4 separate regions of the Homo sapiens genome follow, and all the other regions are linked to region 2. Evidence: chromatin loops called from intact Hi-C (ENCODE). Cell type or tissue: CD14-positive monocyte. All regions are shown on one strand.

What was found. Peaks named below come from ENCODE experiments on the same cell type or tissue, not always from the same donor. Only the 100,000 strongest peaks of a DNase experiment are listed, where the experiment ranks them.
Region 1: a loop joins it to region 2, with 12 times the contacts of the local background. A loop is called at or near these places in 71 of 110 quality-filtered maps.
Region 3: it touches region 2 in a loop (3-fold over the local background); 10 of 110 quality-filtered maps call a loop at or near these places.
Region 4: it touches region 2 in a loop (2.8-fold over the local background); 11 of 110 quality-filtered maps call a loop at or near these places.

What each region holds. Positions count from the first base shown.
Region 1 is chr15:79,176,963-79,181,962 of GRCh38, reverse strand. No RefSeq gene overlaps it. Among named protein-coding and RNA genes, the nearest start is that of MIR184, 30 kb to the left of the region's middle. In CD14-positive monocyte, no CTCF peak of the experiment used is centred here; no DNase peak of the experiment used is centred here.
Region 2 is chr15:78,907,770-78,912,769 of GRCh38, reverse strand. No RefSeq gene overlaps it. Among named protein-coding and RNA genes, the nearest start is that of CTSH, 35 kb to the left of the region's middle. In CD14-positive monocyte, CTCF peaks have their summits at 2,597 and 2,801 (motif pointing left); DNase peaks (open chromatin) are centred at 259, 1,749 and 2,779; H3K4me3 peaks cover 1,326 bases; H3K27ac peaks cover 3,176 bases.
Region 3 is chr15:79,025,581-79,030,580 of GRCh38, reverse strand. It overlaps RASGRF1 (Ras protein specific guanine nucleotide releasing factor 1), which reads left to right. Exons shown (of 27, transcript NM_001145648.3): 9 at 2,722-2,840. Among named protein-coding and RNA genes, the nearest start is that of RASGRF1, 63 kb to the left of the region's middle. In CD14-positive monocyte, CTCF peaks have their summits at 1,844, 2,048 (motif pointing left) and 4,919; no DNase peak of the experiment used is centred here.
Region 4 is chr15:79,000,434-79,005,433 of GRCh38, reverse strand. RASGRF1 (Ras protein specific guanine nucleotide releasing factor 1) reads left to right here. Exons shown (of 27, transcript NM_001145648.3): 15 at 1,259-1,632; 16 at 3,647-3,772. The region is part of intron 1 of LOC105370917 (a long non-coding RNA gene); the gene reads right to left. Among named protein-coding and RNA genes, the nearest start is that of CTSH, 58 kb to the right of the region's middle. RefSeq lists an enhancer at 508-1,707. In CD14-positive monocyte, CTCF peaks have their summits at 2,401 and 2,600 (motif pointing right); DNase peaks (open chromatin) are centred at 823 and 2,693; H3K4me3 peaks cover 708 bases; H3K27ac peaks cover 663 bases.

The sequences.
Region 1 (5,000 bases), 270 kb before region 2:
AGAGTCTCACTCTGTCGCCCAGGCTGGAATGCAATGGTGTGATCTTGGCTCACTGCAGCCTCCGCCTCTCGGGTTCAAGCAATTCTCCTGCCCCAGCCTCTGAGGAGCTGGGATTACAGGTGCTGACCACCATGCCCAGGTAATTTTTCTGTATTTTTAGTAGACACATGGTTTCACCATGTTGGCCAAGCTGGCTTCGAACTCCTGACTTCAAGTGATCCGCCTGCCTCGGCCTCCCAAAGTGCTGGGATTACAGGCGTAAGCCACTGTGCCCGGCCCAAATTACAATTTTTAAAACTGAAAATATTACCAAGCTCAAGAAAGTCAGAAAAATAACGTTTTTATTAATATTCCTGAATTGCCTCTAAAATGCTTTTCTACAATATGTATTTTTGTTTGTTTAATCTTTGATAGCCTCTGATATGATAATAATTTGTAATGCCACCTTTTCTTGTAAATACAACATTAAAATAAGTCTTTCATTTCACAGGTAGATCAGTAAAAAATATTTATTGATAATTTCACAATTTATTATTTGTAGAAACAATTTTTAGGATTGTTATCAATTTGGGAAAACCTCAAATCAAGGATCAAGGATCTTTTATATAAAAACTGCAAGATTTCAAGGCATTTCAGGTTTCTTTTGCAATAATTTCTCTTTAAATTGATGGCACTCACTAAACACCTGGTCACCAATGTACTTGTGGTAGCAGCATATTGTAGGTTTCATGTTATCTTTGTCAATGTTGATTCATTCCAAATCAGCAAGAAATATAAATCTTTTATAAATATATTCATATGATTTTCTCCTCTTCATTAATTGGATAAGCAAACCATCCAAGAACCAACCCATTACTTATATTTAAAGTTCATCTCCTCTTAATAAATTATATACAATATGTGTGTAATTCACTCCTTGATGACAGAATAATTTTGTTGCTTATCTTTATAGCTTTTGTTTCAAATTTCATTAATTTGTATTTGAATATTCTCTCAGTTCTTTAATAAACTAAAGATATCCAAAAAAAGGTTTCCATCAAGTATGTCCTAACCAGGAGTCTGTGATTTCTCTCTTGTTTTACAGAAACATTCCAACATGTCTTCCCAAACTGTAGTTATAATGACATGTTTGAGCTTATTCACCTTTTTTAAATGAAGTTTTTGTATCTTGTACTTGAATTTCTCTTCTATCTTTAAAAAAAGAAAATGTGTTTAGGCTCCTTAAAATACCATGAGCCCACGTGGCAAGGCTTGACCTGTGCATTTTGGGTTCTAGCCAAGGAGAACTTGAGTTGGGGGAACATTTAGCTTGTGTTAGTGAGGTTCACCATCAATTCGATTTAGAGTTAAGTTATTGTGAGCCTTTTCGAGTGTAGGAGGGGCTTCCAGGAATACTCTCTCCACACCCTGCTCCTTGCCAGACCGCTGGTGCCAGGGCCCTGAAGGGCTAGGCCAGCCATTGTACCACAGTATGAATGTTACTGACTCCTCCAGTGCCACAGACATGACAGCAGGTGTGACGAAGGGGACGATGGAGTAGAAAGAGCCAGTGGGCATAGCCAACTGTAGTCAAAATACAGTATCTTACTTTAGCACTTTTTTTTAAATTTTAAAAATTAATGTCTTTGGGAGGCTGAGGTGGAAGGATCACCTGAGGTCAGGAGTTCAACACCAGCCTGACCAAGATGGCGCAACCTTGTCTCTATTAAAAATACAAAATTAGCTGGGCATGGTGGCACATGCCTATAATCCCAGCTACTTGGGAGGCTGAGGCAGGAGAATTGCTTGACCCAGAAGTGTGTGAGGTTGCAGTGAACCGAGATCAGGCCATTGCAGTCCAGCCTGGGTGACGGAGCGAAACTCCATCTCAAAAAACAAAACAACAAAAAAAAATTAATGCCAAATGAACACATTGTTAAAGCCTCTCCTGGGCCTTGGGCTGTGCACTGACATTTCCTTAGCTTCCTATATATTTACCTCTGAAGGTAAGAAGGGTAAGCCACAGAGAGAAAAGGGAATTCCAAGCAAAGGCAACGAGCATGAGCAAAAACACAGTGGCCACTCATTCAAAAATATATAACCAGTAATAAGCCCTGAGCAACTAGGGGGACATGAGGCTGGTGAGATAGACCCTGGCCAGATGACAAAAGGCCCATGTTCCCAGCCAAGGAGGTTAGACCACAACTGGATTAAGAGGCCAGCACAGTGTTCCCAGATTACAGACATTGCTTCCCTTCCTCTTCACTTCCTGAGGTTCCTCCAAACACACACACACTTTTTCTTTCCCTCGTAACAGTTTTTGTTTGTGTGTTTTACGTTCTAATCAAACGTCCAAGGAGGGAGGTCGAGGAGGACTTGAGGGTAGCTGCTATTTGATAGCAGAATTTTAGAAATGTGCAGAGTCCGATGTCATCTCAATCTCAAGTGACTTCACCTCTCCCTGTCTTTAGCCACTGTGCCCATCCCCCCCTTGGACAGTTTTGTTCTCAACCGCAATGGCTCCAAGAGCGAGAAGCAGAGAATGTGCTGGCTGCACAGAGCGATGCCTCGTAACCCGTGGTAGGTGCTTTACGGGAGGCCACCTTTGGCTCATTTTGCTGTGGATTTCACATCCCTGTGAGGCGGCTGGGGCAGTTACTATTATTCCTATTTTACAGCTGAGGGAACAAGGCCCGGAGGGGCTCCGATGACTCACTGTAAACAGGTTAACAAGGCCCCGCTGCTGTGAGTCATCCTCCCAGGCCGAGGCCAGCTGGGCCCCAGCACCATCTAGATTGTCTTATCAGCTGTCATAGGACAACCTGCCTTCAGAGTCATCTCGGAGGTGATCCACATTGTCTCTGAGAGCCACCGTTGACGGCAGGACCGTGGAGCCATCGTCCTTCCCATGCACCCACCACCCACTCCCCGCCGGTGTTCTCAGACCTTCAGGCTGCAGGGCCGAACACTGTGAGAGACTGATCAAAAAATATCCTGACCTCTAATTCTCTGCTAAACCCAAGCAGACCTCGCCTTCTAGAAACTGCTATTGTCGCACAACGAGTAAGGACTCAGTGTTAAAGAAAATGGAAAGTGATAAGGCACTTCAAACCGTTTACATCTAGCCCATTCAGCCCCCGCATTCACAATCATCTGAGGGCCGTGAACAGAGCAGCATAATTCACCTGTAGCGGCCATCCCCTCTGACATCTCCGAGCTTGAGAGCAACTGCCTTTCAGAGTGCAGGGCTGGAAAAAGAGTAGGGGATGGGGCTAGCATTTCCTTGTGAAAGTACACATCAAAAGCTGTATCAGCCATGAAATCTGATGTGCACGGCCTCACATGAGCTCAGCTGCCAGGGACCTCATCCCAGAAGCTTCCATCCCTCCCCCCGAGAAGGTACAGAGAGAGAAGTAACACCAATTAATTTCCTGGTAACCACTGGAGGGTCACTCTTTGATGCTCAGCCAAGAAGGGCATCTCCAGCTTAGGGGTCTGGAGTAGAGAACTGAGTGTGTGAGATTACAGGGCAGATGAGGCCAAAGATAGCCTTGAATGAGGCCGTCTGATCCAGGGCCCAAGATCCTTGAAGTCGAGGTCCCTGTGTGAAGTTCCTGTTGCCCTGATCTCTGCCCATTTGCACCAAGAGAGCACAGAATTCATTGCAAGTGATGGACTTCTTTGGGTCATTTTTCCCCCTGCTTCTCACATGGTAATGTGCATACAAATCCCCCTAGGGATCTTCTTAAGACAGATTCTAACTCAGTACATCCGGGGCAGCCCGAGAGTCTGCATTTCTAACAAGCTTCCAGGTGACGCTGAAGCTGTTTTGGTCCACAGACCACACTCTGGGTCTCGAGGCCCTCATTTAGTTTCCACCCAAGGCCAAGTAGGCAGGTGGGAGGGTCAGAGGTCAGGACAGACAGGTATCATGTGCAGCCACAGCATCAGTGACAGCAGCAAGTGGGGCTCCTTCTCTTTAAAGAGCCTCCCATCCCAGTATTGAAAGGTGGCCCATGGTGTCCCCAAAATAGTCTGATCTTTCCAGCATCCCCTGAAGGCATTTAATCAGCACTTACTGTCTTCCTTCCTCTGCTCACCTAGTGCCCACACTATTAGAACCAGGTAACCTGAGAGCTCCTGAAGATGGCCACGATCATCCGACAGGAGCTGCTCACCCAACAACTTCATCGCTTTGCAGGCAGCACGTACAATGGCTAAAAACCAGCAAAACCAGCATTCATGCCAGGCTTCTTGGGGTTTATCTGGATTTTGCCTCTTATAAGTTGTAAGGCCTTAGAGAGCTTCAGTTTCTTCATCAATAAAATGGGGCTAATAATAGGGTTGAAGTAAAGAGTACGGACCTCTCATTGCACTAGCTATAAAGTGCTAGTGCATAGTAAGTACCTAATAAATGTTAGTTACCATAAACAGCATTATAATCTATTATTATTCAGAATTAGAAGCTATACCAAAGCTCAATCTGCCATGAAACTGATCGGCCAGCTACCAGAAGCCGCCTTGGAGCCCAGGGTTTATTGCATCCCCCAAATCTCCCTCTCCTCTAAGAGTGTTTACCCATTGATAAATGATGGAAGATAGTCCTTTGAGAGAGACGCTGGAGGTCTCCCATTTCCAACTTTTGTCACCCAAATGATAAATCTCAGGAAGCTTGACAAGCAAGTCTAGGATTAGATATTTGTGTCAGGGTATGTCTGCTTTAAACACAGGGGGCTGTATCAGATCCTAGGGCTGCCATAACAAATTATTAAAAGCCAGGTGGCTTAAAACAATAGAAACTTATTCTCTCAGTTCTGGAGGCTAGAAGTCTCAAATCAATTGTCAGCAGGGCCATGCTTCCTCTGAAGGCTCTAGGGGAGGATCCTCCCTTCCCTCTTCCAGGTTCTGCTGGCTCTGAGCATTCCTTGGCTTGTGGCAGCACAACTCCAGACTCTGTCTTCACAACAACTTAGTTCTATGTGTCTCTCTGTCCTCTCTTCTTATAAGAACACCAGTCATTG
Region 2 (5,000 bases):
AGGATAAAACCCCAGCTCACAAGCACCACTACAATGAACCAGGAAGACCCCACCGTCAGCAATAAACCAGTCTCCATTACATGTAATTACACAAAAAACCAAGAGGCCAAATTCAAGTCATTCGTTATGAAATGCTTTTTTCTTTACAAAGTAAACATGCATATTGACTCTTATGGGTACACATATATTCTTCATTACAGAAACTCACTGAACTAATGAATGAAATCAGCAATCTTACTCTTAACTTCCTGTTACAACACAACTCCTGAGGTTTTTCCCCTAGCAACATCAAGAAATGCCAAGCTCATCTCAAAAGTTAAGCTGAATGGAAGGTTTACCTGGTTCCCACCAGCAGTCACTTAATTCAGTTACGGGTTTTGAACTCAGGATGAAATATAAACTTTTTTAAACAGACAATCATTATACATGTTTATGGGGTACAATGTGATGTTTCGATATATGTACGCATTGCAGAAAGATTAATCAAACTTACATATCCAACACCTCACCTACTTACCCTTTTTTGTGGTGAAAATGTTTAAAATCTAGTCTTCTGGCTATTTTGAAATGTATGGTCACCATACTGTGCAACAGATCTCTAAAATGTCTGAAACCAACATCTTTGACCAATATCTCCCTTTCCCTATATCTCCCCCTCCGACCTCTGCTAATCAACATTCTACTCTCTGCTTCTATGAGTTCAACTTTTTAAAATTCCACGTATAAGTGAAGATCATGCGGTACTTGTTTTCTGTGTCTGGCTTATTTCACTTAGCATAAAATCCTTCAGGTTCATCCCTGTTATCACAATGGCAGGATTTCCTTTTTAAAGGTTGTATAGCATTCCACTGTGTATATATACATTTTCTTTAGTAATTGTTCCTAGCATCCAAACAGCACTCAGAGTTTAGGTAAACACAAGAGTTTCAGCATGAGGCTGTATTAGCCTGGACTGACTTGGAGAGCGGGGCCAAAGGCAACTTGCATGAAGGACCACAGGGCCTCCTGGGAAACAGCAACCATGGGGGACAGAGGAGGAAGCATCCCACCAGCTGGTTAAGAATACTGAATCAGGGCTGCAGCCCTTGTGGTGACCCCGCCCAAGGGCACTCCTGGCCTGCCAAGCCCAAAGCCCCTGCGCCAGAAACCTAAGGAGAAGATGGTAAAACTGACAGAGTAGGCCAGGTACGGTGACTCACGCCTGTAATCCCAGCACTTTGCGAGGCCGAGGTGGGCAGATCACAAGGTCAGGAGTTCAAGACCAGCCTGAACAACATGGTGAAACCCCATCTCTACAAAAATACAAAAATTAGCCAGGCATGATGACGGGTACCAGTAATCCCAGCTACTCAGGAGGCTGAGACGAGAGAATTGCTTGAACCAGGGAGGCGGAGGTTGCAGTGAGCTGAGATTGCACCACTGCACTCCAGCCTGGGTGACAGAGTGAGACTCCGTCTCAAAAAAGAAAACTGACAGAGCAATTTCCCCTATGCTCCTGAGGGACTCTGAGAGCCTACAGAGATGCTGGTCTTTTGACTTCTATCAAAGGGCAAGAGAGAAGCCCTTCCTTCTTGCGAGTGAAGCAGGTTAATCAGCTCAGCTCAAACACTGGTGTTTTCTTGGTTTAACAGACACTTTTTATTGGCCAGGCACTGCACTAAGAAATATACAGCACACTAACTCCCCACAGCAACCCTGTGAGGTAGATACTATCATGATCCCCACTTTCACATGAGGAAGCCGAGGCACAGATTGGTTAAGCAACTTGCCCCAAACCACAAAATTGCTTAGTGGCAGAATCAGGGTTTATACCCGAGCCCTCCAGCTCCAGAGTATCTGTTCTCAGCCTCCCTCTCTGCTGCCTCTCCAAAGAGGATGCAGAGTCCTTAGGATTCTTAAAAAGTCTGAAAGTGATTCAAAATGACTATGCTGTGAGGAGACCTGGCCCTGCCCGCCAGGCCCAGGGTGGTAACTGAGCTCCATCTACGTAACTCCATCTACGGCACTGCCCCATCTAAGGCCTGGTGGGTTCCCTCCTCCTGTCCACCTTGGTAAACAAGTCCTTTATCAAGCTCCCCTCACAGTACCCAGTAGACTGTGTTCTTTCTCAGGGAGCCTAGCCGATACAAGGGAGTAGCTGAAAGGTAATATTATGGGATGCTTTTTAAAAAATAGTTCTTGGCATATTTTTAAAACATTTTAAGGGAATTATGCAAATGTAGAGTGATAGAGTAAGTCTAGGCTAGAGACAGAGAACAGATTTTCATTATTATGGGAAAAATCATGTGACCAACTTCCCGTGGTTATGTGAATGTAAAGTCAGTGTGTGTTGTTCTAGGGGAATGCTATACACAAGATCTCCGGTTTGCTGTTTGTAGTTCAGCAAAGACGATCTCTCTCGGGATTCCAGGGTGCAAGGTGGACCAATTTGCACAGGAACCCAGAGATGAAATTGGGGACAGCCATTCGGGTGGTCTGGGATGCGCTGAAGCAGGCTCACGGCAGGAAAAGATCTTAAGGGGACTCCCTCAGAAGGGAGGGGAGGAGAGGAGGCTGGCCCCAGTTCAGGATCTAAAATTTCACAGAGGCCAGGTTCGCACAGTGGGTAGGCTGAGTGAAGCTGCTGCAGGATTGGAAACTCTGGTGGGTGTCCTACTGTGAGGGATGATGGCTGAACATGAGGTGGCCAAGAGAGGAGCAGCTTTAGGGCACTGGAGTAGGATGCCACCTCGGCCCTGTGAAGGTGGGCGGAATGGGCTGAGCCCATGGATTGTGGGGAAACCCTTACAACAGCGACACCTTATGGCCACTATGGTAACATAATGCGCACATCTAATTTTCTGGTCTCCCAGTATGGCTTCAGAAAGACTGGAATTCTTGGATAATGAAGAGAAGGGTGATCAAGGGGGAAGGATGAGATTCTCTGCCTATGGAAGTAAAGGCTTGCACAATCCTCTGGAAAAGTAAAAGTGCAAGAATGTGTCCCAAGTGGACACAGGTTGTACCAGGAACCTCCAGGGTCCCAGATCAGTCCACCCAGAGTGAGTCCTTGTGTCTCCGGCTCTGGGGTCAGAAAGGGCAGGTTGACTTAGTTCCTGAAGGAAACCATGTAGCCCTCACATATGTCACAAGCATAGAGGAAACGTGCTACCTTTATTGCTCAGGTTCACCAGGGAGCTTTGCAATGCTGAGACCATTCCTAGGCCCAGGACAATCTGCCATTAGCTCTGCCCATGGTAACTTTATGCCACAGAGCACCAGGTCAAGGACATACCAAACTTCCCTCTTCACACACAAACACACAAACACGCACACACTCAGAGGTTTGTCTAAACTTAATCACCCCTAGACACACCACCAGCAACCACCCAAACCCCTCCCCAGGACTGGAAGCATATCCCAGGCTCAGCTGCCCTTCTCTCTCTCCCCCAAGGCTGCATCACAAACGCACATGCTTCTGTTCTTCTGAAACCAACCATTCATCTCACATTTCTTCTTCCTCATTTTCAATTCTGATTTTCTTAATTGTTTCCAATATTCTAAATGTCAAGAAATAAATAAGTGTAAAGACTACTGCATGGTGGCTTGCACCTGTAGTGCCAGCTACTCAGGAGGCTGAGGCAGGAGAATGGTGTGAACCCAGGAGGCAGAGCTTGCAGTGAGCCGAGATTGCACCACTGCACTCCAGCCTGGGCGACAGAGTGAGACTCTGTCCCAAAAAAAAAAAAAAAAAAAAACCAGTACTTTCAACCACAGCCCTTAACTAGCCTGGCAGCTTCCATTTCTTATCTCTTTGAACCCTCACTATTGGAGTCCTGAGATACCATGTAATTTTGGAGTCCTGAGATACCAGCCTGAGGCTGGCAAGTCACAGTATGAGATGTGCAAACCATGCAGAGAAGCCCTCAGTGGTTGAGATGCTGTGTCGAGGAAAGAGGGGCCAAGGAACACAGAGGTACGAGATACATGAGTGAAGAAGCCATCTTGGAAGCAGATCCTCCACAATTTCAGCCACGGCAGCTAACGCCAAATGGATCAAAGATGAACTGCCCAACCAAGCCTATCCTGAATTCATGATTCAGAAAGGTATGAGCAAAACAAAATGGTTGTTTTAAGCTATAAAGTTCTGGGACAGTTTGTTAGCGCAGCAAAAGACAGCCAGAAATCAAATCTCATGTAAAGCTTTTCAAAAAAATCAAAACAATATAACCACAATTGTGTTTTAAAATAAAATGGTAATCCCAGCACTTTGGGAGGCGAAGGCAGGCGGATCACTTGAGGTCAGGAGTTCAAGACCAGCCTGGCCAACATGGTGAAACCCCGTCTCTACTAAAAATACAAAAAAATTAGCTGGGTTATGGTGGCACACACCTGTAATCCCCGCTACTCGGGAGGCTGAGGCAAGAGAATTGCTTGAACATGAGAGGTGGAGGTTGTGGTGAGCCAAGACTGCACTGCACTCCAGCTTGGACAAAAAAGCGAGACTCCGTCTCAAAAAAAAATTTTTTTTTAAATTAAAACAAATAAATAAAATGGTGCTTCTGCCTGGTCCTTTGGAAAAGCCTGCCCCAGTAAAACAAGATTTGGCCATTTGCCTTTTTGTAATCCTTCCTCCATCTGGAAGAAATATAGAAATGTGATAACTATAACAAGGAGATACTGCTACCTCTCAGCTTGGGCAATTCCGAAACCCCCAAGAGGTGATTTATATGTGTTACAAGGAGCAAAGGAGGAGAATGAAGGCAAAACTGTTCTGGGTGCTGGAACCTCTGAGGCCACTTCTGAGCATCCCCCCTCTACCCCCAAAATAGAGACTGGACCCAACAGCTGCTGTCAGGCAGCTAACAGAACAGCAAGCCACCAGGAAGGAGGAAGACCCTTCCCCCGCACCACCCCCCACCCCCGGCCCCCGACCCTTGCCTTCCAGTGTCCCTCTAATGCCCTCTACTGGCAGAACCTAACAAGAAGCCAGCTGACAAATAATTTAGGGTCCCAGCCAC
Region 3 (5,000 bases), 120 kb before region 2:
CATGTTGAACTTAGGTGCCAATTCAATGTCCAAGTGTAGATGACAAGAAGGGACTGGGGAATTTGAGTCTGGAGCAGAGGGGAAAGAGAAATCCGGCAATCATCAGCTTGCAGATGGTGTTTAAAGCGACAGCACTGGTGAGACCGCCAAGGGAATTAGCTTGGGCAGGAAAAAGATGAGAACCAGAAGCTGAGCCCGGGGGTATGCACCCTGTGAAGACCAAGAGATGAGGGAGGGCCTTGTGGTCAGAACTAGGCTGCCAAGGGCTACAAAGAAGGTCAGTCTGCAGGGCCTGGGATCCAGCCCCGGCCCTACCCAGGGCACTGCCAAACACTCAGTGCCCTAAAAGTCTTCCTGAGGCCGGCAAGGGGCAGCCAACCAGGCCACAGCTCCCAGCTGGGTGGAGGGAGGGACAGCACAGGGTATAGGCTGCCCCCGATCCTTCCATGACCCAGCCAAGTTGCACACCTGAGTGGAGAATCAGGGCAAGGATGTCATCAGGGTGTGATTGCAGAGTAACGAAACCACCAAGCAGGAAGGTGGAGGGACTCCAGTCCTCCCATGCCCAGGGATCCAAATCCCGCACACTCTTCCCCAAGGGAGAAGGTTTGGGACTCCGGTAAGGCAGCAGGCTCCTCCTTGCTGAGGGATATCCTATCCTGTTGCAAACAGAGCTGCAGGTGGCACATGGTGCCAAGGTATTTGACATAAGACCCTGATCCCTTATCCCCGGGATCCTAGGTGTATGGCCTACTCTTCCTTCCTCCCACCCAACTGCCTGTACCTGGCCCTGAACCCAGCCCAAGTGGCACAGAAGGTTTTCCTATCACCATGACAGCATCCCTTTAATTCTCCTTTCACGCTCCCACAAGCAGGAAGCCATTAGATAGCCAAACCCCTCCTAGGCTGCGCTCAGAAACACTCCCCACCTCTGGGGACTGGGCCTTCCTCCCACCTTTTTATCCTGACCCCTATATTCTCTGCTCGCTGATAACCCAAATCATCATTTCCAGGGCTCCCAGGAGCCTCGCGACCTTGAAACTCCCACCGCCTTCCCAGAGCTCCCCAGCTGTGTGCGCATATGGGTCCCAAACACAGACCCCCACCTGGGGCTGGAACTTAGAATGTGTAAACTGCAGCTGCTCAGGAAAACTAGTTTTGCTACCTTGGAATTACCCGCCTTGTGTTTTACCAAACACAGGCTTCCCCCGCAAAACCCCACCCTCATCAAGAGAAGTGGTTTTAATTACCATTGGCTATTTCCATAATGGATCCATCTCTAGGGAACTAGCATGTGTCCAGAGGTGCCTCCCTCTCAAACATCAAGCAGGGGTCTGGGCTTCCAAGAAGAGCATTGCTGGGGAAGAAAGGGGGAAACTGAGGCTCCCAAGGAAGAGACTCCAGCGAAAGGCCCTGGTCCATTTATTAAAGGGCTAGTCTAGTGAATTTAAGCCTAAAATGCATGTCCTCAACCAGGAAAGATAATAATAACTCTTTTGCAACCAATGATAATAGCAACAACAATCACCACTACCCTTTATTTAAGCAGCTGTCACATGCCAGGCATGGCATAGCATGCACGGGTACCTGAAATCCCTTTTATTCCACCTTTGCCCCAGCATTCTGTAGATGAGGAAACTAAGGATCAGAGGGATTGAGGAGTCTGGTCAATGTCATGCTGATTCAGTTAAGCACAGATCCAGCTCCGGAAGAGGCAGTGTCATCTTTGTTTTGGGGTTTAAATTGAATAATGTCTATGAGAGAAGTTTGTAAGCCGCACATATTAACCAGCCTTCTTGTTGGTCTTAACTGTGGAAATTCAGGCATCAGCAGCAGATAAAAGGTTTTGTACTTTGCTTGGAGTAGGTGGGGTACTTTTGCCAGAAGCCCCCCTTCCCCACTCCCCAGACCCTGCCACTGCCAAATTCCCCTCTACCTTCCCAAGACTCCTGGAAACCCACCAAGGCAAAATTGGCAGCTAACACCCACCTTTTCCCACCAACGCCATTTTGTAAAAGCTATTGGATGGCGCCATCTCTTGGAGAGGAGGGGTATTACAGCAGTCGGAGAGCGAAATAGGGGAGTTGTCTATATTCCCTCCCAGAAGGGCCAGAGCCTACAGAAGTAGGCTAAGGTCAGTCATCCCCTGAGCCAGCGGGATTGCCAGGTGCTCCAAAAGGTAAGCCATTTCAGGGCCCAAGCGATATTAAGGACACAATTATGCAAATATTTGGAGAAAGAGCATTCAAGAAGAAGAGACAGCAAGTGCAAAGGCCCTGAGGGAGTAATGAGCTTTGCTCTTGGGATGGGAATAAGGCTGGTAGAAGGATGAGGGTCAGGGTCATGAACACAGGATGTCTCCTGTGCTCCCATATCCTTCCCAGTGCTGAGCTGCACCTGCTGTCTGTTCTACATAGTTCAGACTGTAAAATCTGACAGATGTGCTTCATAGCTGCTGACTTCAGTTTTCTTTTTTCTGAAATAAGAACACTTGCCTCCTTGAGCTGTCAGAAGGATAAAATGAGGTCGTGCCTATGAAGTGCCCGGCATGCAGCAGGCACTCAGTAAATGCACACTCCCTTCCCCTCCATGACCACAGACTCCACCTGAGAATCCTTGTGCCAGGCTTTCTTCCTAGGTCTGGCCAGAAGCCTGGCATTCTCGCCTCCCTGGGAAGTAGGGGCAGCCTGTCTCTGACTGTGCAGTTTCCCATCCCCACAGAATAATGCACGATGAAGTAAGTGAGACGGAGAACATCCGGAAAAACCTGGCCATCGAGCGCATGATCATCGAAGGCTGTGAGATCCTCCTGGACACCAGCCAGACCTTTGTGAGACAAGGTATGGCCTCTGCACCCTGTCTCCCCTGCCCCCACCAGGTGGGCCCCAGCAGCGGGAGGGAGGCGGCACTCGGGGACGCCACCAGTTGGTTTGGCTGCCACATGCCAAGACCTGCCAATGTGATTGCAGAATATTCCCAGGCTGCTGGCGGAATGCAACAGCTATATGTAGATGTCAGTATCTATACATATAGATGCAGATATTATTGGTTTTCACAGTTTCCTTCTCTCCAGATGTAAACAGAATTCTACCCAGATGGCCTTGGTTTGTCTATTGTATGTCATAGTAAACATCGACATGTCCTTTTTGGGGAGAAAGTATGGGGCGGGGGATGAGGAGCTAACAGTTGTCTCTGTGAGTCAGAAGCGTTTTCAGTGTCTGGGAGGAGGTCAGTGTTGGGTCCATTCCCCTGTCCTTTCCTCATCATCCTCTGCTGCTTTGGAGAGACCATTTTCACAGTGGTTCTCATGGGTAGAAGGTCTTTCCCAAGCTTCAGCCTCGCTTACCTTGGGAGCAGTGTTTGAGAGGCACGGCCCCGTTGAGAGGGGTGGGTGAAGGCTCTCTGTGGCTCAGGGGACTGACATCAGAACTGCAATGCATTTGAAATTCATCACATTCAACTTCCATGTTTTGTGGGAGACTCAGCTCCTGCTGGCATGCCTCACAGGTGACCTCCACCTCAAACGGACCTCCAGAGTCCCTTCTCTGTAGCCCTGGGATTCTCTGCCTAACGAAATACTTGCCAGCGCCTCCCGCTGGCCTGTGCAGCTGCCTTGGACAAGGGTATCACCTTTTCGGAGTTTTGTCCCAGCCCCTGTGTGTGGTGGCCCCTACATCCTTCCCCAGGCCCACCCTGTGACCTGCTGAGCTCAGAGCCAGCCCTGCCTGTTTCTCAGCTCCCCTTGGGCTGTGTTGGGCATTCTCTGTGCCAGAAATATTCTCACACAGTATTTTAGGCCCCCTCTGAAGGAACCCCAAGTGGACCTGGCTTGGAAGTAGCCCAAGAAATGACCCCTCCTGGGGTGGGCAGTATCCCCACAGACCAGAAATCTGCTCCATCACCCTGAGTCAAGGCATTTTCTCCCTCTCCAGCCGGGCTGGACCTGGAGACAAAATGAGTGGATTCTGCAAGGCGTTTCTCACTTGTCAGTCATGCAGCCAGCACTGATACCTGCCCTGCTCATGCCAGACGTACAGGGGGTTCTGGGGACACTCAGAGAACAGCCTCAGCCCTGCCCTCCGGAAGCCTATGGTACAGAGGAAGAGAGTCATGAGGGGACAAACGCAGGAACACCAGGTGCCAGGTGGATCTCCCTGATGCAGGAGGCAGAGTGGTGGCCTGGAGCAGGACCAAGAGAGTCACGAGGGCTTTCCCAAGGATAAGCAGGAATTCACAGGGAAGACAGAGTGAAGGAAGGGCTTTTCAGAACTAAGAGTGACACTCAGGCTAACTTGACCCAGAACTACATGTGAGGCAGAAGAAGGGGACAATGGTAAGAGTGCAGGCTGGGAGGTGTGCCCAAGCCAGACCACTGGGAGGCCTCAAGTGCCTGAATCCTGGGAACAGTGAGGAGCTGTGGACCTCAGTGGGGAGGGGGCCTGAAGGGTATGTATTAGGGTGGGTACACCAGAGTAGGGCAGCAATGGCTTTCATGACAGGCACCTACTCTGCTCAGTAATGGCTTCCTAGAGTGCTGTGCTGAGGACTGAGAAGCTCTGTCTGGGCTCTGCAGTATGGTGCAGTGATTGATTGGTGATGCCTGCCATGGCTGTGGACAACAGGAGTGCAATGTATCTTTTTTTTTTTTTTTTTTAAATCTTAGTAGCTATCTTTTTTACAAGTAGGATGGGAGGCAGGGTTTGCCCTAAGTAGTTCCCAGCAGGAGTGCAATGTATCTTGTTAACCCCTCGGGGCCTGCAGCCAGCTCCCCACTTGTTCAGCTCCCTGCCATCCCCAGACCTCAGCCCAGCCCTTCATTCTCACCACATGGGCCATGCCCTTTGGGGTTCCTTTGCTTGCTTAGCCCCTAGCCCCTGGCTGGGATGTCAGTGGGCCCTGCATGGAGCTTCTCTGATCACCTCTCATCCCTCAGCCATCTGGCCCTGCAGAGAGGCCTAAAGGAGTATCCCAGGGGCACATTTGCTACTGGGAAACAGAAT
Region 4 (5,000 bases), 93 kb before region 2:
CCAGCCCTCAGAGGCTCAGAGGCTCTCTGAGTGCCCTGCCCCAAAACACCCTAGGCAAGACATTATGCCAGAGCCTCAGCTCTAGGGCTGCCTGGAGCAGAGCTCCTGAATCACACTGGCTCCCCAGGGCTCCCCAGGAACCTCACCATTCCTCCCCCAATCCACACCTCTGCTGCCAGAGCAACGCAACGACCCAGAATACACCCGTTCCCTCTTCTGTTCCCTCCTCCTGCCCCCACCTCAGGCCTCACTGGGGCAGGGTACATCTTGCCTCTCTGCCCTGAACTTCTGAAACCTCAATGATCAGATTCCCAGGGCTCTGAGAAAACAGAAGCAAACATCCCATCCAGGATGGATTTACCCCCTAAAAGTCACTGAGATCATTCCCAGGGGCCCAGCAGACAGTGTCCTTCCTTTCCCAGCAGCAGTGCCCTGCAGAACAAAGAGGCTGGTTCAGAGCCAGCTCTCAGCCCTATGGCCTTGGCTGAGTCCCTTAACCTTTCTGAGACTCAGTTTCCTACCTGTGACATTCCTGCAGTTATCCTGTAGGAATAAGAGTGCCTACGTCCTGGGGCAACAGTGAGGGTTAAAAGATCAATCCTATCCTGTGTGCAACGTGGAGCAGACAGCCTCGATGAGACAAGCTATGGTTTGCAATGTTCTGGATGTATAACCTGTTTCCAGCCTGGCCTGAGGTGGAACCCTGTCATGAGGATGGTAGGGGCCACTTTCAGCTTCCCATCCCCCTAAGTTTGCATATAGGGCCGCTCAAGCCCCAAAGCAGGTGGAAAGGACCCTGCGTTTAGAGTAGGAGGCATCAGATGAGTCATTTCCTGTCTCTGAGCCTCAGCTTCCTCATTCCACAAAACATGCCTGAGGACCTCTCTAAGGATGAGGCCAGAGAGTGTAGGCGGGAGCAGGCCCTGTGTGGGATGGAGGGGGGTTTTGCACAGTCCGCAGCTCAGGGGACCCTTAGCACTTCAGGTCAGATGCTGCAGCTGCTGCCCTGAGGGGGTGGGGGGGCGGAGCATAGAAGCCCCAGATCCTCTGCCCAAACCATCCAGAGCAGGACCCTTGGCCCCAGGCCATTTAATCGCATTGTCCCTGCTCAGAGGATCAGCTCAAGTATGGGTTTCAGGGATCCTAAGAATGATGGAGCCGTTGCTGCCACTCCGAGCCCCACCGGAGACGGCCCCCAGGCCTAGGCGGGCAGGCAGGCCTACGCTAACTGTCATTTTCACCCCCGCCCTCCCCACAGGTCGCTGGAGCTCCTGTTTGCCAGTGGCCAGAACAATAAGCTCCTGTACGGTGAACCCCCCAAGTCCCCGCGCGCCACCCGCAAGTTCTCCTCGCCGCCACCTCTGTCCATCACCAAGACATCGTCACCGAGCCGCCGGCGGAAGCTCTCCCTGAACATCCCCATCATCACTGGCGGCAAGGCCCTGGACCTGGCCGCCCTCAGCTGCAACTCCAATGGCTACACCAGCATGTACTCGGCCATGTCACCCTTCAGCAAGGCCACGCTGGACACCAGCAAGCTCTATGTGTCCAGCAGCTTCACCAACAAGATTCCAGATGAGGGCGATACGACCCCTGAGAAGCCCGAAGACCCTTCAGCGCTCAGCAAGCAGAGTGAGTGGCCATGCCGTCGGAGCTGCCCCCCAGCCTCCCAGCCCCACTGAGGCTCAGCCTGGCCCAGCAAGGCCTCAGGGCTGCTCTTCCTGCTCCCATGGGGAAGGAAGGGAGAGGCTTGGGGGTCCCACCAGGCAGATAGTGGAGGCAGCACAGAGTCTGGGCGGTGCAGAGAGGTAGCCGTATGTGGGAGCCCAGGCTGCGGGGGGAGGCAGGCAGAAATTCCCAGGGCATCGCCACACTTTAGATGAGTCAGTTCCCATCACGAGCAATTTAGGCATCCCTCTGCCCTGACCACAGCATCCTACGGCATCCCTGTGTTTGTCCATGTCTGCAGAGGACAGGGCCTGGGCCAGGCCCATTCAGGGCCCGGGAGAGAAGAGGTCGTCAGCAGCTCCTGCCCCCTGGGATTCAGTCTGGCTGAGGACCCAGACCAGACACTGAAATGTGGACACCTGATACGAATGGCTTGTGTCAGGAGGATGCTCCAGGGGCACAGAGGTTGGGGTGGGAACACCATTAGGAGCGTCATAGAAGGCTTCCCGGAAGAACTGTTCGATCTCAATTTTTACCAAGAGGAAAGGAGAACATTCTAGACCATGGGAACAGGATGGGAATGACTGAGGAGCAAGAAAAGGCCTTGTGTGTTTCGGGGACAGCTGGACGCCAGGCAGACCTGGAATGCTGAGTGTGAGACAGGCTGGAGATGATTCCAGGACAGGCTGGAGCCTCCCTACTCTCAGGGTTTCTCCTGACTGTTCTAAAAGTGTCAGGTCTGGTTCTGATTTAGATCCGAACAGGCCACATCTTGGGTGCCACAAGCATTGTCTCGGTTAGCACATGAGAGCACGTGCACACACGCACGCACCCACGTGCAACCAGGGGCTGGTCAGACGCCCCAGGCTTTGAGGAGGAGGCCTTTGAAGAGGGAAGGATTTCTCTCCTCTGAGCTGGCAAGAGGGAAGGCAGAGGGCACCCCCAGCAGAGGGCACAGCTGGGGCAAGATAAATCCTCCGCCAGGCTCCATACCAAGTAACACTCACCGTGGCACATGCAGTTAATGGGTGATGCATGCAGCTGAAAGTCAGTCACCAAGGAAATGGCCTGCCAGAAATTTCATAATTTCACATTCTGAAATGTAACGCAAGGCAGTCCTGAGAAGTCATCTGGTACCAGGCTTCTTGACTGGTGATCCAGGAGCCCATGAATCTAATTATGTGCCAAACTGTGTGTGTGTGTATATGTGTGTGTATGTGTATTTGTTATGTATAAATGTGTGTGCGTGTGCATGTGCCTGTGGACATTCTTGTCTAAAGAGAAGACCTGTGGCTTTGTGTTCTCAAGGTCAGATGCAACTACATCCACTTTCTACGTGGGTAAACTGAGGCCCAGAGCAGTTAAGAGTTTCTGACCAAGACCTCACTGTGCCAGACCTAGGCTTTTAATATAATTCATCAGCCTCCCCAGGGTGTGTGGACCAGGAGTCTCCCAAGATTAGGAAGCCTCTATAATTAATTATCCAAGACAGGACATTTTAAGAGTGACCAGGGGCACGCGGCAATAGGTTAAAAGCAGAGGAAAACTGGAGCAGATGGTCACCTTAACTAATAAGCTTCACCAAAAAAAAAAAGAGAGATCGTGTAACTCAAAGTGTGGTCCGTGGACCAACCACATGGCCATCACCTGGAACCTGTTAGAAATGCAGACTCTCAGGCCCTGCCTGAGACCCCTGAATCAGAATTTGCATTCTGACAAGATCCCCAGGTGTGTCTGGTAAGGTTTGAGAAGCCCTGGTGGAGCAAAAGCCACCTTGGAGATCGACAGTGCTCATTAGCAAGAGAAAGGTTCTGATGAGTCCTGCGGGAAACAAAGCTGTTAAACTTTCTTCAGTGGCTGTATCCCAAGTTTACTCTGTTTTGCCTCAGTAAATTATAGACATAAATTTTAAAATCAAATATTTAAATTTTAAAATTAAAATTAAGAAAAGTAAAATTATTTATTTCTTTTCTCCCAGGCTCAGAAGTCTCCATGAGAGAGGAGTCAGATATTGATCAAAACCAGAGTGATGATGGTGATACTGAAACATCACCAACTAAATCTCCAACAACACCCAAATCAGTCAAAAACAAAAATTCTTCAGGTACAATGCACCAATTCAAAACCACAAATAGATTTCCAGTTTGGGAGAGGGCAGTAGGTCAAGTCGAGTCAAGGCAAGTGGGTGTCATCCCTTATGCTTTATGAGTGACTCCTAAGAGCAGTAACTTTTCTGATATTTCATAACCCACCCACCACCACCCGCCCCCCGCCACCCCAAGGGAAGGGGCTGTGGGCACTGGAACATTGGCTGGGTAGATCCTGCTCTTCAACTCAACCAAGTCACTCTCCCAACTTCAGACAAGACTGCCTTGAGCCCACCCAGCACAGGTGGGCAGGGAGGCTCAGCATCTAGGGCTCATTCGTGGAAGATCCTGATTCAGAAGGTGCTTCCTGAACCCCAGCACAGGTGGGCAGGGAGGCTCAGCATCTAGGGCTCATTCATGGAAGATCCTGGTTCAGAAGGTGCTTCCTGAACTGAGTGCCAGGCTCTGCACAGACCCCTTTCATCATCTTGACAGCTTTGCAAAAAGGCTAGGTGTTTCAAATAAGGGGAAAGACTCCAAGAGGCGGTGACATTGCTCACCCGCAGTCCCAGACTCCTGATCCTGAAGGATCCTTGAGAAGCAGTCTTGGTCTCCGGTTTTCATAAAGCCCTTTCCCCTATACAAGGGGGCTGTGAGATACCCAATGGTGAGAGAGAGCTCCCAGGGGACCCACCTCCCAGGCAGCCCCTCCCCACACAGCTTTCTCCAATGTCCCTGCTCTCACATGCAAAGGGCCGCCTGCAGCCTGAACTCCCCACTATCCAGGCTTTCAAAAGGAACCCAATAGGTAACAGGGTCACCGAGCTTTAGAGAGAAACTGCCTGGACATACTGCAGCCCTGCCACAGCTGCTCAGACACACAGAAACAGAGCTCATGGAGAGCCAAATTTCAGAAATAAGCTTTGAGTCCTTAAAATAAATCATATGTGCCTCACAGCATTAAATACTGCTATTTTGTCTTCAGTAGTCTGGATTGCTTTCCAGAGACAAGATGAAACCAAAGGTTTCAAGAGTAGGTTTCTCCTATCATTACTACTAAAAATTATGATTATTATTATTATTACTAATAGCAATGATATTCCATGGCATTTATATAGCTTTTCACCTAACACAAAGTACTTTCATCTATGTTATTGCCTTTAATCTTTATATCCACCTTTTGAAGCTTTATCCCTATTATTCAAAGGAGACTACTGAAACCCAGAGGGGTTAAATGACTTACCC